Linked DNA regions of Homo sapiens: regions 2, 3, 4 and 5 are each linked to region 1. Evidence: chromatin loops called from intact Hi-C (ENCODE). Cell type or tissue: endothelial cell of umbilical vein. All regions are shown on one strand.

The links. A loop is a pair of places that touch in the nucleus more often than their neighbours do. Peaks named below come from ENCODE experiments on the same cell type or tissue, not always from the same donor. Only the 100,000 strongest peaks of a DNase experiment are listed, where the experiment ranks them.
Region 2: it touches region 1 in a loop (5-fold over the local background); 19 of 110 quality-filtered maps call a loop at or near these places.
Region 3: it touches region 1 in a loop (13-fold over the local background); 61 of 110 quality-filtered maps call a loop at or near these places.
Region 4: a loop joins it to region 1, with 9 times the contacts of the local background. A loop is called at or near these places in 30 of 110 quality-filtered maps.
Region 5: a loop joins it to region 1, with 11 times the contacts of the local background. A loop is called at or near these places in 3 of 110 quality-filtered maps.

The regions. Positions count from the first base shown.
Region 1 is chr1:235,970,239-235,974,238 of GRCh38, reverse strand. It overlaps LINC02768 (long intergenic non-protein coding RNA 2768), which reads left to right and starts at 1,728. Exons shown (of 3, transcript NR_183724.1): 1 at 1,728-2,478. RefSeq lists an enhancer at 2,140-2,189. In endothelial cell of umbilical vein, a CTCF peak has its summit at 2,308 (motif pointing right); a DNase peak (open chromatin) is centred at 2,318; H3K27ac peaks cover 836 bases.
Region 2 is chr1:235,915,667-235,919,666 of GRCh38, reverse strand. All of the region lies in intron 2 of LINC02768 (long intergenic non-protein coding RNA 2768), which reads left to right. The region is part of intron 2 of LOC105373215 (a long non-coding RNA gene); the gene reads right to left. Among named protein-coding and RNA genes, the nearest start is that of LYST, 51 kb to the right of the region's middle. RefSeq lists an enhancer at 939-1,438. In endothelial cell of umbilical vein, no CTCF peak of the experiment used is centred here; a DNase peak (open chromatin) is centred at 2,086; H3K27ac peaks cover 1,640 bases.
Region 3 is chr1:235,511,678-235,515,677 of GRCh38, reverse strand. No RefSeq gene overlaps it. Among named protein-coding and RNA genes, the nearest start is that of B3GALNT2, 9.2 kb to the right of the region's middle. In endothelial cell of umbilical vein, a CTCF peak has its summit at 1,721 (motif pointing left); a DNase peak (open chromatin) is centred at 1,727.
Region 4 is chr1:235,780,884-235,784,883 of GRCh38, reverse strand. It overlaps LYST (lysosomal trafficking regulator), which reads left to right. Exons shown (of 53, transcript NM_000081.4): 15 at 2,797-2,957; 16 at 3,829-4,000. Among named protein-coding and RNA genes, the nearest start is that of MIR1537, 70 kb to the left of the region's middle. In endothelial cell of umbilical vein, a CTCF peak has its summit at 1,551 (motif pointing right); DNase peaks (open chromatin) are centred at 1,523 and 2,863.
Region 5 is chr1:235,595,918-235,599,917 of GRCh38, reverse strand. All of the region lies in intron 1 of GNG4 (G protein subunit gamma 4), which reads left to right. Among named protein-coding and RNA genes, the nearest start is that of GNG4, 52 kb to the left of the region's middle. In endothelial cell of umbilical vein, a CTCF peak has its summit at 1,621; no DNase peak of the experiment used is centred here.

The DNA of each region.
Region 1 (4,000 bases):
CATTTATATGAAGAAGATATACAAATGGCCAATAAGCATATGAAAAGATGCTCAATATCATTAGTCATTAGGTAAATGCAAATAAAAACCACAATTTGACACCAGTTTACAGTATTAAGATGGCTTTTATCAAAACAAAACAAAACAAAACAAGTACTGGAGAGCATCTGGAAACGTTGTCCGTTGCTGATGGGAATGAAAACAGACAGCTTGGTGGTTCCTCAAAAAGTTGAATATAGAATTACTATATGATCCAGCAGTTCCACTCCTAGGACTATACCCAAAATAATAGAAAACAAGGGCTGGAACAGATGCTTCTGTGTTACTGTCCATTGCAATATCATTCACTGTAGCCAAAAGATGGAAACAACCCAAGTGTCCATCAACAGATGAATGGATAAACAAAATACGTTATGTACATAAAATGGAATATCACTGAGCCTAACAAATGAAATCCTGATACATGCTACAACACAGATGAACCGTCAGGACATTATGCTGTGGGAAATAAGCCAGACACAAACTATCAAGCAATATATGCGCTTCCATTTATATGAGGTATCTAGAATGTACCAATTCATGGAGACTGAAAGTAGATCAAAGGTTACCGGGGGCTGTGGGGAGGTGGAATGGAGAGTTATTGCTCGATGGCTACAGAATTCTTACCTGGGAAAATGAAAAGTATTGGAAATAGTGGTGATGGTTGCACAATATTGCGAATGTAATAAATGTCAGTGACTTGTACACTTAAGAATTATTAATGGCTGGGCACGGTGGCTCACGCCTGTAATCCCAGCACTTTGGGAGGCCAAGACGGGCGGATCACAAGGTCAGGAGATCAAGACCATCCTCGCCAACATGGTGAAACCCCGTCTCTACTAAAATGTAAAAAATTAGCCGGGTGCGGTGGTGCGCACCTGTAGTCCCAGCTACTCAGGAGGCTGAGGTAGAGGAATCGCTTGAACCCGGGAGGCGGAGGTTGCAGTGAGCTGAGATCGTGCCATTGCACTCCAGCCTGGCAACAGAGCAAGATTCTGTCTCAAAAAAAAAAATTATTAACATGGCAAATTTCATGATATATACATATTTTACAATTTTTAAAATTAATAATGTAATATACCCAAAACCATTGCAGGTACACTTTGGGTGAATTACATAGCATGTGAATTATATCTCAATAAAGCTGTTTTGGGTGGGCACAGTGGCTCACATCTGTAATCTCAGCACTTTAGGAGGCTGAGGCAGGAGGACAACTTGAGGCCAGTAATTTGAGACCAGCCTGGGCAATATAGTGAGACCCCCATCTCTACAAAATCTTTTAAAAATTAGCCGGGTGTAGTGGCAAGTGCCTGTAGTCCTAGCTACTCAGGAGGCTGAGGCAGGAGGATTGCTTGAGCCCGGGAGTTTGAGGTTACAGTGAGCTATGATCATGCCGCTGCACTCCAGCCTGGGCCACAGAGCAAGACCCTGTCAAATAAATAAATAAGCTGTTTTTTAAAAATCACTGTAATTAAAAACAAAAACTCCTGGATACCTAAGGTTGGCAAAATGCTGATCGTTGTTGTGGCTGGCCGAATTCTAAAGATTTCAAGATTCTAATTTTGTACTGCTCTGAAGGGACTTTGCAGATGGAATTTAGATGACTAAGTAGCTGACGTTAAAACAGGCAAATTATCCTGGGTTATCCAGGCAGGCCCTTAAAAACAGAGGAGGGAGGCAGAAGAGTCAGAGAGATAAGGCAGAAACAGAAAGCGGGAGAGGAGAGGGTGAAGGGGGAGAGGGACTATTTACACTTCCCTTTAGGTTACAGGCACAGAGAAACCTTTAGGCTGAACTTAAAATATGTGAGTAGCTTTAAGCTAAACTTGATTTAACAGGGAAAAACAGGACTTTGCAAAAATTCTTTTAGGGAGTGTACTATCGAGCACATTTGAAGACCACAGGTCTCGAAAGCGGGGAAGACGGGACCCAGAGTCCCCCGCAGCAGCGTCACGGCCCAGCTCTGGTTCTCAAGTTGGGCTGCTGTTTTTCCCCTTTTTCTCATCCGCCAGGATGCCAGGCGCTGCTGAAAGCTGCAGCCGAAAGGATTTAGAATTCCTTACAACGGAGAAAGGGTCTTTGCTCAGACAACATGGACTTAAGAGACGGAAGGGCCAAAAAGGCTTGAAAACAGGCTCGAAGAGCGGCTTCCTGGTAGCTAGAAGCTTAAGTGGGGACAGATGAGCTTAACTGGCAAGCCTGCGTGTGTGCTCTCCAGCCCCCGTGATTCAGTTTAAATCTGGGCGGGTCTCCTCAAAGACAGTTCCAGAAGGGGCCACGTGAGGGCAGTAAGAGCCTCTCAATGCCTGTTTTTGGGGGAAGAGAGAAGTGAGGGCGGAGCGCGGGGAGCGTCCCAGGCCTGGCTACCCGGATAACTTCCCCAAAAGAAGCTATGCTCGGGCCTTCCCATCGTCCCACTCAAGAGCTTTCTTCATATTGGTGAGTTGCCCAACTGCTAGCAAAAGAACTTCCCAATTATGGTCAAGCCTCTTCATCTAAATTCAGATTTCCACCAAATAGCCCAGCCCTTTTCCTCCCCAAGTCATCTCCTTACTCAAACATTTGCAGACATTCGTCACACGAGATCCCCAGCCGTGGGCTCAGCATCTTACACCGAGGTACGAAAACACAGAAGTATTCCTGAGTGTATTCTGTGTATGCAAAAGTGCATACGTCTCCTTATGGACCAGGTTCTGAGTGAATCTAAGTGGAAAACACGGAATAGCAGGCTAATTCCAGAAAATGCAGGGCTTTTGCAAATAAGTGGGCGTCTAGTCACTAAGCAGGTAGTAATAACAGGTGATGCTAAATGATTGCTTCGAACCACTTTGTTAAGGGGATCAGAGAAGGGAGAAGGCTCAGGAGAGAGAGTGCAGCAAGAAGCTTTTATTAGCTGGATGGAAATGGGAAAACTAACTCAGGATAACCTTATGTAGTAGAATTTATTGTGCCCATTGAGTAAGTCAGGAAACTGAGGGTTAAGGAGGTGAAGTAACTTGGCAAAGGTCACGCCGTCAGAGCAGAGTCCAGTTCCAGATTTGGTTTACTCTAAATACCCTTCCTCACCCCCCTTTTTAAGAAATACCTTAAATGAAAATTTATTTTTACTTTATCTTACATTATTATTTATTTGTATTCAGCACATTTTCATTTAGAAAGTTGGAAAATAAAGGCACAAGAAAAACAAATAACAGTAATTTCATTACTCAATAATGGCCTCATCACTACAATCTTGTCCAGAAATGTTGTAAACACACACACACAATACTTTTACATATATTTTTGTAAGATATATATATAACAAAAAATGTGATCCTGTGATACTTTTCCGTATTTTTGTTTTCCATTTAAATAAATGTGCATATGAACATTACTTTGATCAACTACATAATAGTATCATACTCTATTATATGGACAATAAACTCTCACCAGTTCATTTATTGATGAACTTTTAGGGTGTTTCTATGTGTTTTTTGATGTGATAAATAACAATAAACCAATAAACACCCACATACTAATATCAGTGTCCTTTTTTTTTTTTTTTTTTTTTTTTTGAGAGTCACGCTCTGTTGCCCAGGCTGGAGTGCAGTGGTGCAATCTCAGCTCACTGCAACCTCCGCCTCCCGGGTTCAACAATTCTCCTGCCTCAGCCTCCCGAGCAGCTGCGACCACAGGCATGTGCCACCATGCCCAGCTAATTTTTTATATTTGTAGTAGGGATGTGGTTTCACCATGTTATCCAGGATGGTCTCAATCTCCTGACCTCATGATTCACCCGCCTCGGCCTCCCAAAGTGCTGGGATTACAGGCATGAGCCACCACGCCCGACCCTCAGTGTCCTTATTAATATCTTTAGGATAAATTTCAACTCAGGATTATTTAAAAATTTAAGACTTTCAATAGATACTCCCCAACTGCCTTACAGAAAGTTTGTACCACTTTATACTTCCACCAGCGGGAG
Region 2 (4,000 bases), 55 kb after region 1:
GTTATTCTGGGAGATGAAAAGGTTTTGAAACTAGAGAGGTGGTGATTGCACGACATTGCGAGTGCACTAAATACCACTGAATTGTGCACTTTATAATAGTTCATGGTATGTTATGTCAATTGCGCATCAATAAAAAGAGAGAGAGAAAAGGGTAAGGGAGAGTCTGGTAGAGGGAAGAGAGGAAAAATGAGAAAGAGAAGAGAAGCAATATTATTAGGCCTGGCATGTGAATTTTTTTATTTTTAAAGGATAATGTGACCATTGAGTCACTGAAATGGAACAGAGCACTCCTCTGATTACAGTGACCACTGACCTCCTATGAGGGGTGGAAGCTCTGTGGCTTCCTTTTCGCCAGCAGCAGTCTTCGATACCGCAAGTCACAAGATGTGGCACCAGCATTATATCTTTGGGTCGACTGGGGGAGGCCCCTCCGGCAGTCTCTCAATCAAACATCTCCAGCTCAGAGGACTCTGCTCTGAGATTAAACCACACAAGGTTCTTTCAGCCCGGGGTCTGGGTAAGGGGTCTGGGCAACCACTTCGGGGCTCAGTGGGCATGTGGGGTACACAGGGAAACGTGAGCCCATCTGGGCTGCAGATTCACTAGGACACTCGGATGGACTGTTTTCGTTAGCTCTCAAATGTGCAAATCATGCTTTTCCTGGTGCTTGGCAGGGCAAAGGCTTGGATTTTTTTTTAAAAAGACAACCTGATGGAGATTGGAGCTGGACAGCAAAGAAGACACATTAGTTGGCCAGTCTAGAGAATGCATTCGGAAGGGTTTCAGCACAAGTCCTCTGCTGTTGAGGTTTGCAGCCCTTGCATTGGGTGCCTTTCAGATAGTCTGGACAAAGGCCTCTGGTAGAGCTGACTGCCTATAACAAAATCACTTCAGAATGAGTATGGAGTTCTACAAAATTCACTGTCTCAAGTCAGACCTGCATGGACTCTAAATGACTGATCTTGGCTGCTTGCCTAGACATCTACCTCCAGGACCACCCTGTTAGCAGTTTGGTGTCTACTTGTGGGTTCCAGCCACCAATCACAGCATCGTCCTTCACTGATGGCTGCTTCCCACATCTCTGCCTAAATCTATGTCCCACTCCGAGGCACTCAGCACTGATGCTGATCATTCCTAAATGCAGATTCTAGAGCGACAGTCGCGCAGAATCTCAGATAAGTTATTATTAATAGAAAAGAATTCAATGTGACACCTAGCATACATAGGCTTTGCCACAGTCAGAACAAAGGTCTTGCAGCACATCCGAGGCTTCCCAACACGCAGATGCTCTCTTGGAGCCCTGAGGAAGCTTCCAGAGCTGTGCCGTTTGCTTGCACCCGGGCAGATCCAGATGGCAGCTGATCACTGCAGGGCTCTGTGATCTGTGCGCCAGCTGGTCCGCTCGCTCGGGCAGTTCAAACGGTGCTCTGTGTTTCAGGAGGGACACCCAGGAGGTCACCTTCTTAGCTTTACAGCCACCTGGTGGATCCCTGCTGGAGTGTCCTCCTCAGCGTTGGGCATGGGGGCGGGTGGTGGTCCCTGAAGGACTCTATCCATAGAGCCCTCTTTAGAAGTCTCCACCGCGCTGAGATGTGCCAATGCAAGACTCACAGTCCCCTTAGATTCCTGTTATGATTGCTGTTCTCTTCTTATTTAAATATTTTCACAAACGACTTTGTTGTTTTCCAGCCTAAGACTTTCAGTAAAGCAGACTATCTTTTAATCTAATAACTCAAATTAAGTGAACATTTTAATTTTCATTTAAAAATTTAAATTTTGTTTAAAATTAAATGAAAACCAAATAATATTTACTTTTAAACAAATCAGTGCAGCATGGTTATGAGCCTCAAGTCCTGACCTGCTTCCCCCGGTCTCCCCCTCCCGGAAATGGTAGTCCTGCCTGAATACCGTTTGCCCATCCAAGGGAATCTGTGCCAGATTATGTCTCCAGGGCTGGAGTTTATAGCTCTCCATCACATGGTGTGGCAACTCATGCTTCTTAATCAGAGCATCAAATGAATGAGTCAATGTGGGCTTGCTTTTATTTTCACAAACTGTCTCCCGAGTCAGGCCTGCTCTGAGCTTCGGGGCCTTTCCCTGGCTCCACTCCAATAACTTGAGTAATTTCCTGTGCTGAGGGCCCTTGTGTGCTGAGACTTCTTCTCACATGAGCCACTAGCTTAGATCCTGAACCTATTTCCAGAGTGCTCATTACAGGCGCTTTGGAAGGAGGTCCGAGCTTTGGAATAGGAGACTGAAGTTCTGGCTTGAATTTTGGCTTTGCCCCGAGTAGCTGTGTGACACTGCACAGGTTAATTAACTTCTCTGAGTTTCCATTCCTGCATCTGTAAAACAGGAATCACAAACAGGATGCCAACAGAGGGATGAGCTCAGGCCTCAGAGTCGGACAAAGCTGCATTCAGATGCCAGCTCTGCAGATTGCTAGCTTCGGAATCCCACCAGAGCCTCCGTGGATGGGAGAGCCGATATCTGCCTTCTGGAGTTCTTGTAGAAAGTAAAAGAGATGATGTATGTACCATGCCTGGCACATGGTTAGGCACTGAGGAAATGTTTTTGAAGACTACAAAATAAGGATAAAACACACGATATGTCTACCTCCGTGGATATTTGAAAGGATCACATTAATATACGTGAAAATACACTGTAAACTATAAAATAGTATAAATGTTATTATTTGGATTCTTTTTCTCTCAGATCATTTTACTCTATTTACTCTTTCCAACTTCTTATTTAGAAAATTTTGGCCAGGCGCGGTGGCTCATGCCTGTAATCCCAGCACTTTGGGAGGCCGAGGCAGGCAGATCACGAGGTCAAGAGATCGAGACCTTCCTGGCCAACATGGTGAAACCCCGTCTCTACTAAAAATACAAAAATTAGCTGGGCGTGGTGGTGTGTGCCTGTAGTCCCAGCTACTCGGGAGGCTGAGGCAGGAGAATCGCCTGAACCCAGGAGGCGGAGGTTGCAGTGAGCCGAGATCATGCACTCCAGCCTGGGCAACAGAGTGAGACTCTGTCTCAAAAAATAAATAAATAAATAAAACATAAAATAAAAATTTCATAGCTGAAAAAAGTTGGACTAGTAAACACCCGAATATCCTTTTCCTAGATTCACCAATTATTAATAGTTGCTTCTTTGCTTGCTGTATCTCTATCTCTATTTAGGTACCTATCATCTATGTATAATTTGTTTAAGCATTTGAAAGTAAGTTGCAGATATCATGAGTCGACCCTAAGTACTTCAGCATGTGTCTCTTGAGAATAACAGCATTCTCCTATAGAACAAAGTACTATTATTACCATATTAGTAGGCTTGGGCTGCTATACCAAAATGCCATAGACTGGGTGACCTCAACAGCACACACTTATTTCTCAAAATTCCAGAGGTTGAAGGTGTAATAAGATCAAGGTGTCAGCTGATTCAGTTCCTGGTGAGGGCCCCCTTCCTGGCTTACAGATTGCAAATGGCTGTTGTTGTCGTCGTCGTCGTCTTCGTCGTCGTCGTCGTCGTCGTCGTCGTCGTCGTCGTCGTCGTCTTCTTCTTCTTCTTCTTCTTCTTCTTCTTCTTCTTCTTCTTCTTCTTCTTCTTCTTCTCTCTTCTTCTTCTTCTTCTCTCTTCTTCTTCCTCTTCTTCTTCCTCTTCTTCTTCTATTATTATACTTTAAGTTCTGGAGTACATGTGCAGAATGTGCGGGTTTGTTACATAGGTATACACATGCCATGGTGGTTTGCTGCACCCATCAACCTGTCATCTACATTAGGTATTTCTCCTGATGCTATCCCTCCACTAGCACCCCCGACAGGCCCCGGTGTGTGATGTTCCCCTCCCTATGTCCATGTGTTCTCATTGTTCAGCTCTCACTTATGAGTGAGAACATGTGGTGTTTGGTTTTCTGTTCTTATGTTAGTTTGCTGAGAATGGATGGTTTCCAGCTTCATCCATGTCCCTGCAAAGGCCATGAACTCATTCTTTTTTATGGCTG
Region 3 (4,000 bases), 460 kb after region 1:
CCAAATTTCCTTGTAAGAAAACTGCTCTCTGTGTCAAGCAGTGCCTAGAATATTGGATCTGAGACGTAAAGTTGAAGAATTACTGAATTAAGGTATGACCAAGGCTTTTTTGGTTTTGTTGTTTTAAAGCAATTCTTAAAATTAATATTTTTCCTTAATCATTTGAGATATATTTTCCAAAGGTTGAGGTTGCATATGCCACATTTTAATCTGGATGTCTTCATATTCATGTTTAGGGAAAAGAATGAAAATAACATGTATAAATTTTACCAATATGTTTTCTCATTTAATATTCAAAACAATCCACTGAAGTATATCCTGTGAGTCTCATTTCACAGATTAGGAATCTGAGACCTAGAGGTAAAGTGCTTGCCATGCTCAAGGCCACACAGCTAATAAATGCAAATCTGAGTTTTGAACTCAAATTTGTTTGCTGGATCTGCAGATAATATTTTGATTCTGTTTTTTCTCTGACAAAGATTTCTGAATTTTAAATTTTATGACATTAGATTCTGCCAAGATTCCCTGAATAAGGTGTGCTCATTCACTTTACCATTCCGAACTCCTAAAACTTCTTATCTTTAGACATCTCTAGTCCTATCTTTGATAACAAGAAATTTGCTGTTATGTGTCATAGGTTTTTGGTTTGTTTGTTTTGTTTCTTTTTTTGAGACAGAGTCCCACTCTGTTGCCCAGCAGGCTGGAGTGTAGTGATGTGATCTCGATTCACTGCAACCTCTGCCTCCTGAGGTTCAAGTGATTCTCCTGCCTCAGCCTCCTGAGTAGCTGGGATTACAGGTGCACGCCACCACGCCAGGCTAATTTTTGTTATTTTTTTTAGAGATGGCATTTCACCATGTTGGCCAGGCTGGTCTCGAACTCCTGACCTCAAGTGATTCGCCCGCCTCAGCCTCCTGAAGTGCTGGGATTACAGGCGTGAGCCATGGCGCCTGGCCTATAGTTTTTTAAAATGTTTATAATCTTCAATAGCAAGGTCCCCCAAAGTCTACTGAAGCTAGACTTGACTGAAAATTTATATACACAAATAAGAAATGTGTGCATATAGCAATGCGTGTGCTAAAACTGAAGGGATAGGCCAGACACAGTGGCTCACACCTGTAATCCAAGCACTTTGGGAGGCCGAGGTGGGCAGATCATTTGAGGTCAGGAGTTCAAGACCAGCCTGGCTAACATGGTGAAACCCCATCTCTACTAAAAAAAAATACAAAAATTAGCCAGGCGTGGTGGTAGGCACCTGTAATCCCACTCGGGAGGCTGAGGCAGGAGAATCTCTTGAACCTAGGAGGCGGAGGTTGCAGTGAGCCGAGATTGTGCCATTGCACTCCAGGCTGGGCAACAGAGCGATACTCTGTCTCAAAAAAAAAGAAGTGATAAAACTAATGGAAATTATTCTGTATTAGGAAGAAGATGGAAGTTCATCATTTTAAAGATAAAATGGCTCAGTGTGAAAATGCAACATATTTTATAATTACCCAAAAATTATTTTTTCTTTGAGAACCAAGAGATATTCTTTTTCACAAAAACGTGTATGAATTTTCCCAAAGTAAAATCTAAGTTGAAATCTCCTATTTTGAGTTTAAGCCTGTGGAGCTAACCTTTACCAATCTTAGTTGCCATCCAAAATCTCTAATTAAATTTTTCTCAAAAACCAAACCAAACCAAACCAAACGAGGCAAAAAGAGGCAAGCTCTTTACTGCCACCTACCGTCAGAAAAAAATAGCCCACTAAGTGTAAGGATAAATGACTTGCATGGAAAACTTGAGGCGTGGACAGGGAGACCATATGGTCTGGTTTGCAGATAGTTCCTGTTGTCTTGACATTTATCCATTTTAGCATTTGTCCTGCCCCCTTTTTCTCTCAAAACCTTGATTTAGATTACAAATTATATGGTTGTTACTGGCTGTTTCCATACATCACTTAAAATACTCAAGTCAGGCTTATCTCTCCCATCTAAATGCACACACACACTTCTTCAATCAGAGCCCTCTTCCCAGCTCCCATTCTTTCTCGTTCTGATCTTCATGACCAAACTTCTCAAAATAGTAATGCACACACCATTTCCACTTCATTACTTCTCATTCACTCCTCAACTCACAGTACTCTCCCTTCTGCTCTACCTATTCCTCGAAACTGCTAGTTACCTGGCCACTCTCAAATCAGCAGACACATTTCTGCCTTGATCTTGCTTCATATGTTGTCAACAGGCATGAGCCACCACGCCCGGCTAATTTTTGTTTTTGTTTTTTTTAGAGACAGTGTTTCACCATGTTGGTCAGGTTGTACGCTGTCGTCTGCACTCCCTCTGCCATCTTACATCTTGTCTTGGGTGACACATCCTCCTGTTTTCCTCCTATAGTCTGGATTCTTGTCAATGTCCTTTATAATTTTAACTTCCTCTGCTCACACCTAAATGTTGGTGTCTCCCTTCATCATCGCTCTACAGACTATGCCTGGGTAATCTCACCTTGTGAGTTCTACTGCAATCAACTTGCTAAAGATTCCCAAATTCATTGATTCACTCATTCATTCACTGTTTGTTCAATAAATATTTATGGAGCACCTACAAAATGCCAGTGACTTCTCCAGGTTCTGGGATATATCAGGGAACAAAACGGGAGGGAAAATTTCTGCCCTGTGTAGACAGTAAGACAATAAACCGCAAACAAAATAAATAAGTAAATTGAACAGTATGTTTAAGAGTGATAAGTGACACATGGCAGGTCGCAGTGGCTCACGCCATTAATCCCAGCACTTTGGGAGGCCGAGGCAGGCGGATCACAAGGTCAGGAGTTTGAGACCAGCCTGACCAACATGGTGAAACCCCACCTCTACTAAAAATACAAAAATTAGCTGGGCATGGTAGTATGCACCTGTAATCCCAACTACTCAGGAGGGTGAGGCAGGAGAATCGCTTGAACCCGGGAAGTGGAGGTTGCAGTGAGCCGAAATCACACCACTGCACTCCAGCCTGGGCAACAGAGTGAGACTGTCTCAAAACAAAACAAAACAAAAAAAGAGTGATAAGTGATACAGAATAGAGTAATAGAGATTGGGGATGGTGGAGCAGGGTTTTTTAATAGAAGGGACAGGGAAGGCCTCATGGAAAAGGCAACATTTTAGTTGACTTGAAGAAGAAGAAGGAATAAGCTATGAAAATATCTGGAAGAAGAGCAGAAGAAACAAAGTGCAAAGATCCCGAGGAAAGAATGTACCTGTCCTATTCTCGGGATGGAAAGGAGGCCAGGATGGTTCTGGAGCAAACTGAATGAGAAGGAGGGGAATAGAGGATGAGGTTAGAGGGGTTCAGGCCTGCAGATGACAACGGCCTGCAGATGACAATGGCCTACAGATGACAACGGCCTGCAGATGACAACGGCCTACAGATGACAACGGCCTGCAGGCCACTGTAAGGGACTCTGGTTTCCCTGTGAGAGAACAGAACTGGAGAGCCATTTGCAGGGTTTTAGGTAGAGAAATGACATCATCTTTCATGTCATTTAACAGAATCGCTGTCTTAGGTCAGGTTCCCATGGAAACATACTCTGAAACACGGGTTGTATACAGGTTTACTGGGGACTGCTCTTGGGAATGCCGGTAAGGGAGTGAGGAAAGCAGAATTGGGCGGAGGGAGAAGTTGGACTGTGACGCAGTTGCAAGAGAGGCCACGGGATGGCTCTTCAGAGTTACCCACATCTTTACACCGTTCCTTGAGTAGTCACTGGATGCAGGTTGTCTCTCAGGAGGGAGCTGTACCCTTGGGTGAGGCAGCCACCTTCAGCCAAGGGCAGTTCCCAGAGAGAGAGATTCAACTGAGACTCCTTTGCAGTCAACATTTTCCATCCTGAATTGGGGAGATGCACCACAGCATCTTAGAGTCGGCCTCTGCACCCTCAGATAGATCAACTCCATATAGAAGCACCCAGGATCCCTCTTCCATCTTCTGGTTGGCTCTTGCTACTGCAGCTTTTCTCAAGACTT
Region 4 (4,000 bases), 190 kb after region 1:
TCTGTGACGTTCTCGATCTTCATAGCTGCCATGGCAGCTGTAGCCAATCAGCAAATTTGTTTCCAGAACCTATAGTTAAATCAGATGGAGCTGGGGCTGGAGTTGTAAGTAGAGAGCCCCTTTCTCCTAGGCACTCTCCACTCAATTTCTTGAGCTCTCAATATGTGCCAGGCACTGTATTAGGCACTTTATACAGATTACCTGATTTAATCCTCCCAACAATACTATAAAGTAGGTATATTATTATCCCAATTTTACATATGAGGCAACTGAGACCTAGAGTGACTTTCCCAAACTCATGCCACAAGTAAGGGGTAGAGCTGAAAGTTTAACCTAAACTCTGACCCTAGGGAGGGCCCATGCTTTAAAACCCTATGCTTTACTGCCCCTGCAGCCTTTTTCTGAATTATGTCAGCTGACAGGTAGAGGAACCATAAACTATTAGAAATGTTCAGAATGAGAGATTAGATTTTTATTGTGGACAGTCTGAAATTAGTAAGCATGGTCACTTGATTCACATATCACTCTGTTTTTTTACCCACCAACTTACAGCTATACTCCTTTGAGAGAATTGTTTGCCATTTGGCACAAGTTAATTTCATTGGTTAACAGAGCAAGTGACCAAGGACAAATATTTTATTCTGTTGACTTAAACTTGGTTCTCTAGTATCTTTGTCACTTTATAAGCTATAGAATAATTTCTAGGCCAGGCATGGTGCTTCATGCCTGTAATCCCAGCACTTTGATAGGCCGAGGCAGAAGGATTGCTTGAGCACGGGAATTCAAGACCAACCTGGGCAACATGGAAAATCCCTGTCTCCACTAAAAATAAAAAAATTAGCTGGGCATGGTAATGCGTAGCTGTAGTCCCAGCTATTCGGGACACTGAGGCAGGAGGATCACCTGAGCCCAGTAAGTCAAGGCTACAGTGAGCCATGATTGCACCCCTGCACTTCAGCCTGGGTGACAGAGCGAGACCCTGTCTCAATTTAAAAGAAAAAAAAAAAGAATTTCTAAAAGAATACATTTGAAGAGGCCTTTTAAAATAAGGTAACAGTACTGAAAATGAGTTAATACTTTCTATTAGTTGTTATTAACAGCTTACAAATATGGCAGAAATATATGGCACATAGTAGATACTTAATATTTGTTTAATTCATTTTGCATTCATCCTGCAATAGGTTTTCTTTCACCCTTAAAAACACTATTTTATTTTTATTTCATTGTTATATTTTTATTTTACTTTAGTTCTGGGATACATGTGCAGAACGTGCAGGTTTGTTACATAGGTATACATGTGCCATGGTGGTTTGCTGCACCCATCAACCCGTCATCTAGGTTTTAAGCCCCACGTGCATTAGGTATTTGTCCTGATACTCTTCCTCCCCTTGCCCCAACACCCGCCGACAGGCCCCGGTGTGTGATGTTCCCCTCCCTGTGTCCGTATGTTCTCATTGAAAAACTATTTTTTAAAATAAAAAATTTAAAACTATTTTAAGTCATAATGCCACTAGATGGCAATAGAGTTTCAGTCACAGCCATTTATTTGGTCAAGGAGAAGTATGTCATTGAATGTATCCCACATCTTTCCTTTATTAAAAAAAAAAACATTAAAATAGTTAAGTTTATATGTTATATGTGAAACAGAGAGCCTTAGGCAAAACTTTTAAAATAAATATACACAAAGTTGAATTTCTCATTAAGAGCTACCCGTGTTAGCTTATCCTGTCTTCATCTTACAAATTTTATTTAGACTTTGCCTTCATAGATTACTCTCATTATCTTAAAATGGAGTTTAAAACATTCCTAAATTAGGGGTAGAGCTCTGTGGTTTCACTAGTTGATGAAGTCCTCCCTGCTTTGTGTGTCTTTCTGTGAGAAAGCCTTATTTTGCCTTTTCCAGTACTGTCTTTTGTAAGCATTCCTTCACCGTTATCCATGAAGCAAAAGAGACTAATCAAAAGCTGCATAATCACTTAGCATTAAGAAAACAGAAAATGCAGAAAGTATTGGCATTTCAATGGCTAGACAGAAATTTTGAAGAAGTTATGTTTTTACTGATTAGTTTTCAAAGGCCTCATAGATGACATAACATTTTTGGAATGTCATGGATTCCAGTTTTTGGAATTGTTTGTCAAGATGGGAGACTTCTTGGCAAAATTAAGGGGAGGTGGTTGGTTTATATCTGTAAACCAGGAAGGTGCATATACAGAAGTCAAATGGCAAAGAAAACTTGCAGCAAATGTTTAGTCACATTTCCCATGGCCTGCCGTGGGATCATCAGGTATCTCTCTTTGGCTCCCCTCTTTCTGCAGCACCTTTGACCAAGAGACAAACAATTAGCCCTCCTCTCTTGCCCCAGTGCCAGCTGATAATGACCCAAGAAAATTGTTCAAGAATTCCCCATTGTAGGCCGGGTGTGGTGGCTCACACCTGTAATCCCAGCACTTTGGGAGGCCAAGGCGGGTGGATCATGAGGTCAGGAGATAGAGACCATCCTGGCTAACACAGTGAAACCCCGTCTTTACTAAAAAAAAAATACAAAAAATTAACCAGGCCTGGTGGCGGGCACCTGTAATCCCAGCTACTTGGGAGGCTGAGGCAGGAGAATGGTGTGAACCCAGGAGGCGGAGCTTGCAGTGAGCTGAGATCGTGCCAACCTGGGCAACAGAGCGAGACTCTGTCTCCAAAAAAAAAAAAAAAGAATTCCCCATTGTTAAATATTCATACTTTAAAAATACTTAGTACTAGACTTCCTAAAGTCATTGCTTTAACTTTGTTTTGTTTTTAATGTAGGAAGCCTGATGTTACTTTGGATTTTATGCTTCCAAGAAAAACAAGTTTGTCATCTGATAGCAATAAAACATTTTGCATGATTGGCCATTGTTTATCATCCCAAGAAGAGTTTTTGCAGTTGGCTGGAAAATGGGACCTGGGAAATTTGCTTCTCTTCAACGGTGAGTGAGCTATGATTGCACCACTGCACTTCAGCCTGGGCGACAGAGTGAGATTTTTTTCCTTTGAAACATTTCCAGTTTTTTTTCTCAGTTAACAAATATTAAACTAAGTAAATTAACCTGGCTAAAATATCCATCTATGTTCCTTTACTTGTGTTTAATAAGTACTGTATTTCCAAGATTCTAAGATATACTTTTAAAATATTTTAACGTTTTTGTAATCTAGTTGTGTCTTACAATTGATATATACATTTAATATAAAAATGTATTTCTTCCATCCTCAAAAAAGAGAAGCTCATATTAACTTAGCGTTTTTTTATACTGGATAATGTAGCATCATGACTAGTAAACTTATCTTGGTTGTCTCCTTTATAATTTTATTATATCTTATACAAATATCAAATTTTAGGGAAAAATGAAATATATGATTTTTAAAAAATATGTCCTTAAACCTCACACATAATAGCATTCAGACAGTGTTTATTGACTAAATAGGAAGGAATAAAGATATTGATTCAAATTTTAGTTAGAAATGGAGTTTACCAAGATATAGCTCCCATTATTTAAAAAATACAACAAAGTAAAATAAAACAGAAAACCTGTTTTCTGGCTAAGGAGCAAATGGAAATGTTATGATTTAATTAAAAGCTTCACAATTAACTTTATATACATTAATTCATCTTCCATCATAGTTGACATAGGTTATTTTCTCGTTACACCAATTTCGAAATTGAGGCTTTATCAATTTTATAAAATATAGTGAACAACTGAAAGAATCTGGCTACAAAAAATAATTCCTGGTTTCTTGCTTTTTATGAAAAATTCTGGTTAGGGTGTTTTAAATAACTAACTTTATTTTTCTGCTATTCAGGAGCTAAGGTTGGTTCACAAGAGGCCTTTTATCTGTATGCTTGTGGACCCAACCATACATCTGTAATGCCATGTAAGTATGGCAAGCCAGTCAATGACTACTCCAAATATATTAATAAAGAAATTTTGCGATGTGAACAAATCAGAGAACTTTTTATGACCAAGAAAGATGT
Region 5 (4,000 bases), 370 kb after region 1:
AATGCCAGGAGGACAAGGAGAAATTGATAGTGTCTTTTCTGATGTGTGGCCTCTCAAAGAGCTTCTAGAGTTAGTAAGTTATCTAAAAGAGGAATCTAAAAAGCTGATGGGGCTGTGAATAACATTAAGGGTCAGGAGAACAGCACCTCTGCTGTCCACCACTGTTATGACTGACCCACGTGTCTTCAGCCAGGCTCTTCATCTTGGACCCTGCATAAGGCAGGACTGGGCCCTGCTGGTCTAGCTCAGAACTTTTCAAACTCTAACGTAAACCTGAATCACCTGGGTTAAAACGCAGATTCGGCTGGGTGCAATGCCTCACACATGTAACCCCAGCACTTTGGGAGGCCAAGGTGGGCGGATCACTTGAGGTCAGAGTTTGTTATCAGCCTGGCCAACATGGTGAAACCCCGTCTCTACTAAAAATGCAAAAATTAGCCAGGCGTGTTGGCTCGCGCCTGTAATCCCAGCTACTCGGGAGGCTGAGGCAGGAGACTCGCTTGAACCCGGGAGGCGGCGGTTGCAGTGAACCAAGATCGCGTCACTGCACTCCAGCCTAGGCAACAAAGCGAGACTCTGTCTCAAAAAAAAAAAAAACAAACCAAAAAACAAACAACGACAACAAAAAAACCCGCAGATTTGACTTCGTAGGTTTGGGTAGGACCTGAGATTCTGCATTGCTAACGAGCTCCAGGGGATACTGAAGCTGATGTCTCCCACCAGGCTGTGAGTAGCAGCATGCAGCCTCCCCGAGGTCCCAGCCAGTCCTGTTGAGTGAGAGCCTGAGATACGGGTTTCATGACATACACACCAAAGTGTGGGATGCTCCAGCTAGATGCAGACTTGAGCAGTGTGTCTCAAACGCGGCTGCACATTAAAAGCACCTGGGAAGGCCGGGTGTGGTGGCTCATGCCTGTAATCCCAGCACTTTGGGAGGCCAAGGCAGGCGGATCACTTGAGGTCAGGGGTTCAAGACCAGCCTGACCAACATGGTGAAACCCCATCTCTACTAAAAATACAAAAATTAAGCTAGGCATGGTGGCATGCACCTGTAATCCCAGGTACTTGGGAGGCTGAGGCAGGAGAGTCACTTGAACCTAGGAGTCGGAGGTTGCAGTGAGCCGAGATCACACCACTGCACTCCAGCCTGGGCAACAGAGTGAGCCTGTCTCAAAAAAAAAAAAATCACCTGGGAAGCTTCAACTTCCACTGATGCCTCAGTCCTCCCCCAGAGATTGTGGCTTAAAGGGCCTGGGGTTTGACTTGGGCATCAAGATCTTTATTTTTTTAATTTTATATTTTTGGGGTTTTTTGAGAAAGGGTCTCTGTTGCCCAGGCTGGAGTGCAGTAGCATGATTACAGCTCACTGCAGCCTCAAAATTCCAGGCTCAGGCGATCCTCCTGCCTCAGCCTCCTGAATAGCTGGGATCACAGGCGTGTGCCACCACACCCAGATAATTTTTAAATTTTTTGTAGAGATGGGGTCTTACTGTGCTGCCCAGGCTGGTCTTGAACTCCTGGGCTCAAACAATCCTCCGCTGCAGATTCCCAAAGCACTGGGATTACAGACGTGAGTCACTGCACCCAGCTGGAATCGGGATCCTTAAAAGTCCCCCTAGTGGTTCAGATGTACAGCAAAGTCTGAGAAGCTCTGGTTGCCTATAGAGCAGTGGTTTTATCATAATCTCCAAGAGAGCTAAGACAGAACTCTAAGGTCATGGAGGTGGGTAGAGCAGGGCCTTAGTCTCTGTACATTCCCAGAGGATTCTGATCCCAACCAAATTTGGGGAACCGATGGTAGAGAACAGCTTCCCCACAGTGGGCTGGGGAGTGTAGTGTGCAACCTACAGGTACAGCCTTGATCCAGCACCTCAGCCCTCTGGGTGGGGTCTTGGGTAGCCAGAGTCAGGGAAGCCAGTTGCCTCAGTGGTTCTGTTTTCCCCAGAATGTGGTGGAAAAGTAGAAGAAGCACTGTTATATTAAAATACAAAACCAACTCCGGGTGCAGTGGTTCACCCCTGTAATCCCAGCACTTTGGGAGGTGAGTGGATCACCTGAGGTCAGGAGTTCAAGATTAGCCTGGCCAACATGGTGAAACCCTGTCTCTACAAAAATAGAAAAAAAATTAGCCAGGTGTGGTGGTGGGCACCTGTAATCCCACCTACTTGGGAGGCTGAGGCAGGAGAATCACTTGAATCTGGGAGGTAGAGTTTGCAGTGAGCTGAGATCGCACCATTGCACTCCAGCCTGGGCTACAGAGTGAGACTCCATCTGAAAAAAAAAAAAATACACACACACACACACACACACACACACACACACACACACAGCAAACAAGTTAAAAAAAAAAACAAACTAAAACATAAAGCATTCCTGGATCTCTGTCAGAGCTCTTTACAAGATCATGAGTCCCATTCATAAGAGCTCCATCCTCATGACTTAACCACCTCTCAGAGGTCCCACCTCCTAACAGCATCACCTTGGGGCTTTGGATTTCAATATAGGAATTTGGGGGGGGTAGGGGGGACATAAACATTCTGACCATAGCACAGGCTGAGAAAAATGCACCAAGCACAACTTCAAACCATCTCCCCTGAAGTTGAGGCCAAAATGAATTTGGATTCCATTTTAGCCAGGGGAGCAAACAGGTCTGTCAGCTTATTCTTGTCGGGCTTTTAGCTTTGCTCCAAGTTCATTAGGATGCCTCGGAGATGGATGCCGTAGGGCAGAGCATTCGGAAAACCCTTGGGGAATGAACTCATTACCCCAGAGTCAGCCATCCTGGAGAGACTGTCCTGGAGAAGTCACAGTTACGGAGGATGGCTGCAAAGGGAAGGCGAACAGGGCTATGAGTCTTGAATGGGCTGTAAGAAACCTTTCAAAGGCCAGGCACAGTGGCTCATGGCTGTAATCCCAGCACTTTGGGAGGCCGTAGGTGGGAGGATCCCTTGAGCCTAGGAGTTCAAGACCAGCCTGGGCAACATAGTGAAACTCCGTCTCTACAAAATAAAAAAAAAAAAAGTAAAAATTAGCCAGGCATGGTAGTGGACGCCTGTAGTCCCAGCTACACAGGAGGCTCAGGTGGCAGGCTCGTTTGAGCCCAGTTCAAGCCTACAGTGAGCCGTGATTTTTCCACTGCACTCCAGCCTGGGCAACGAAGCGAGACCCTATCTCAAAAAATAAATATTAAAAAAAAAGAGCTTTCGAGTCGTCTGATCTCTTCTATGCTAAATGTCCTTTGGTTGAAATCAAATTTCTAATGCATGTAAGTATATTATACATCAACAGGCTAACCATAGTTATCTCTGGGAAAAGGCATTATCACTGGTCTTTATTTTCTTTGTTGTAATTATCTTTATCTGCACATTTTTTGATAATAGGTGTTTTTTTGTTTTGTTTTGTTTTTTGCTCTTGTTGCCCAGGCATGATCTTGGCTCACCGCAACCTCTGCCTGTCGGGTTCAAATGATTCTCCCACCTCAGCTTCCCAACTAGCTAGGATTACAGGCATGTGCCACCACGCCTGGCTAATTTTGTATTTTTTGTAGAGACAGGGTTTCTCCATATTTGTCAGGCTGGTCTCGAACTTCCCACCTCAGTTGATCTGCCCACCTCGGCCTCCCAAAATGCTGGGATTACAGGCATAAGCCCCTGCGCCCGGCCAGGTGTGTGTGTGTGTGTGTGTGTGTGTGTGTGTGTGTGTGTGTGTATTTTGTTTGTTTGTTTTTGTTTTGTTTTTGTTTTTGAGACAGAGTCTCGCTCTGTCACCCAGGCTGGAGTGCAGTGGAGCGATCTTGGCTCACCGCAAGCTCCGCCTCCCGGGTTCACACTATTCTCCTGCCTCAGCCTCCCAGGTAGCTGGGACTACAGGCGCCCACCATCACGCCTGGCTAATTTTTTGTATTTTTAGTGGAGACGGGGTTTCACCCAGTTAGCCAAGATGGTCTCGATCTCCTGACCTCGTGATCCGCCCGCCTCGGCCTCCCAAAGTGCTGGGATTA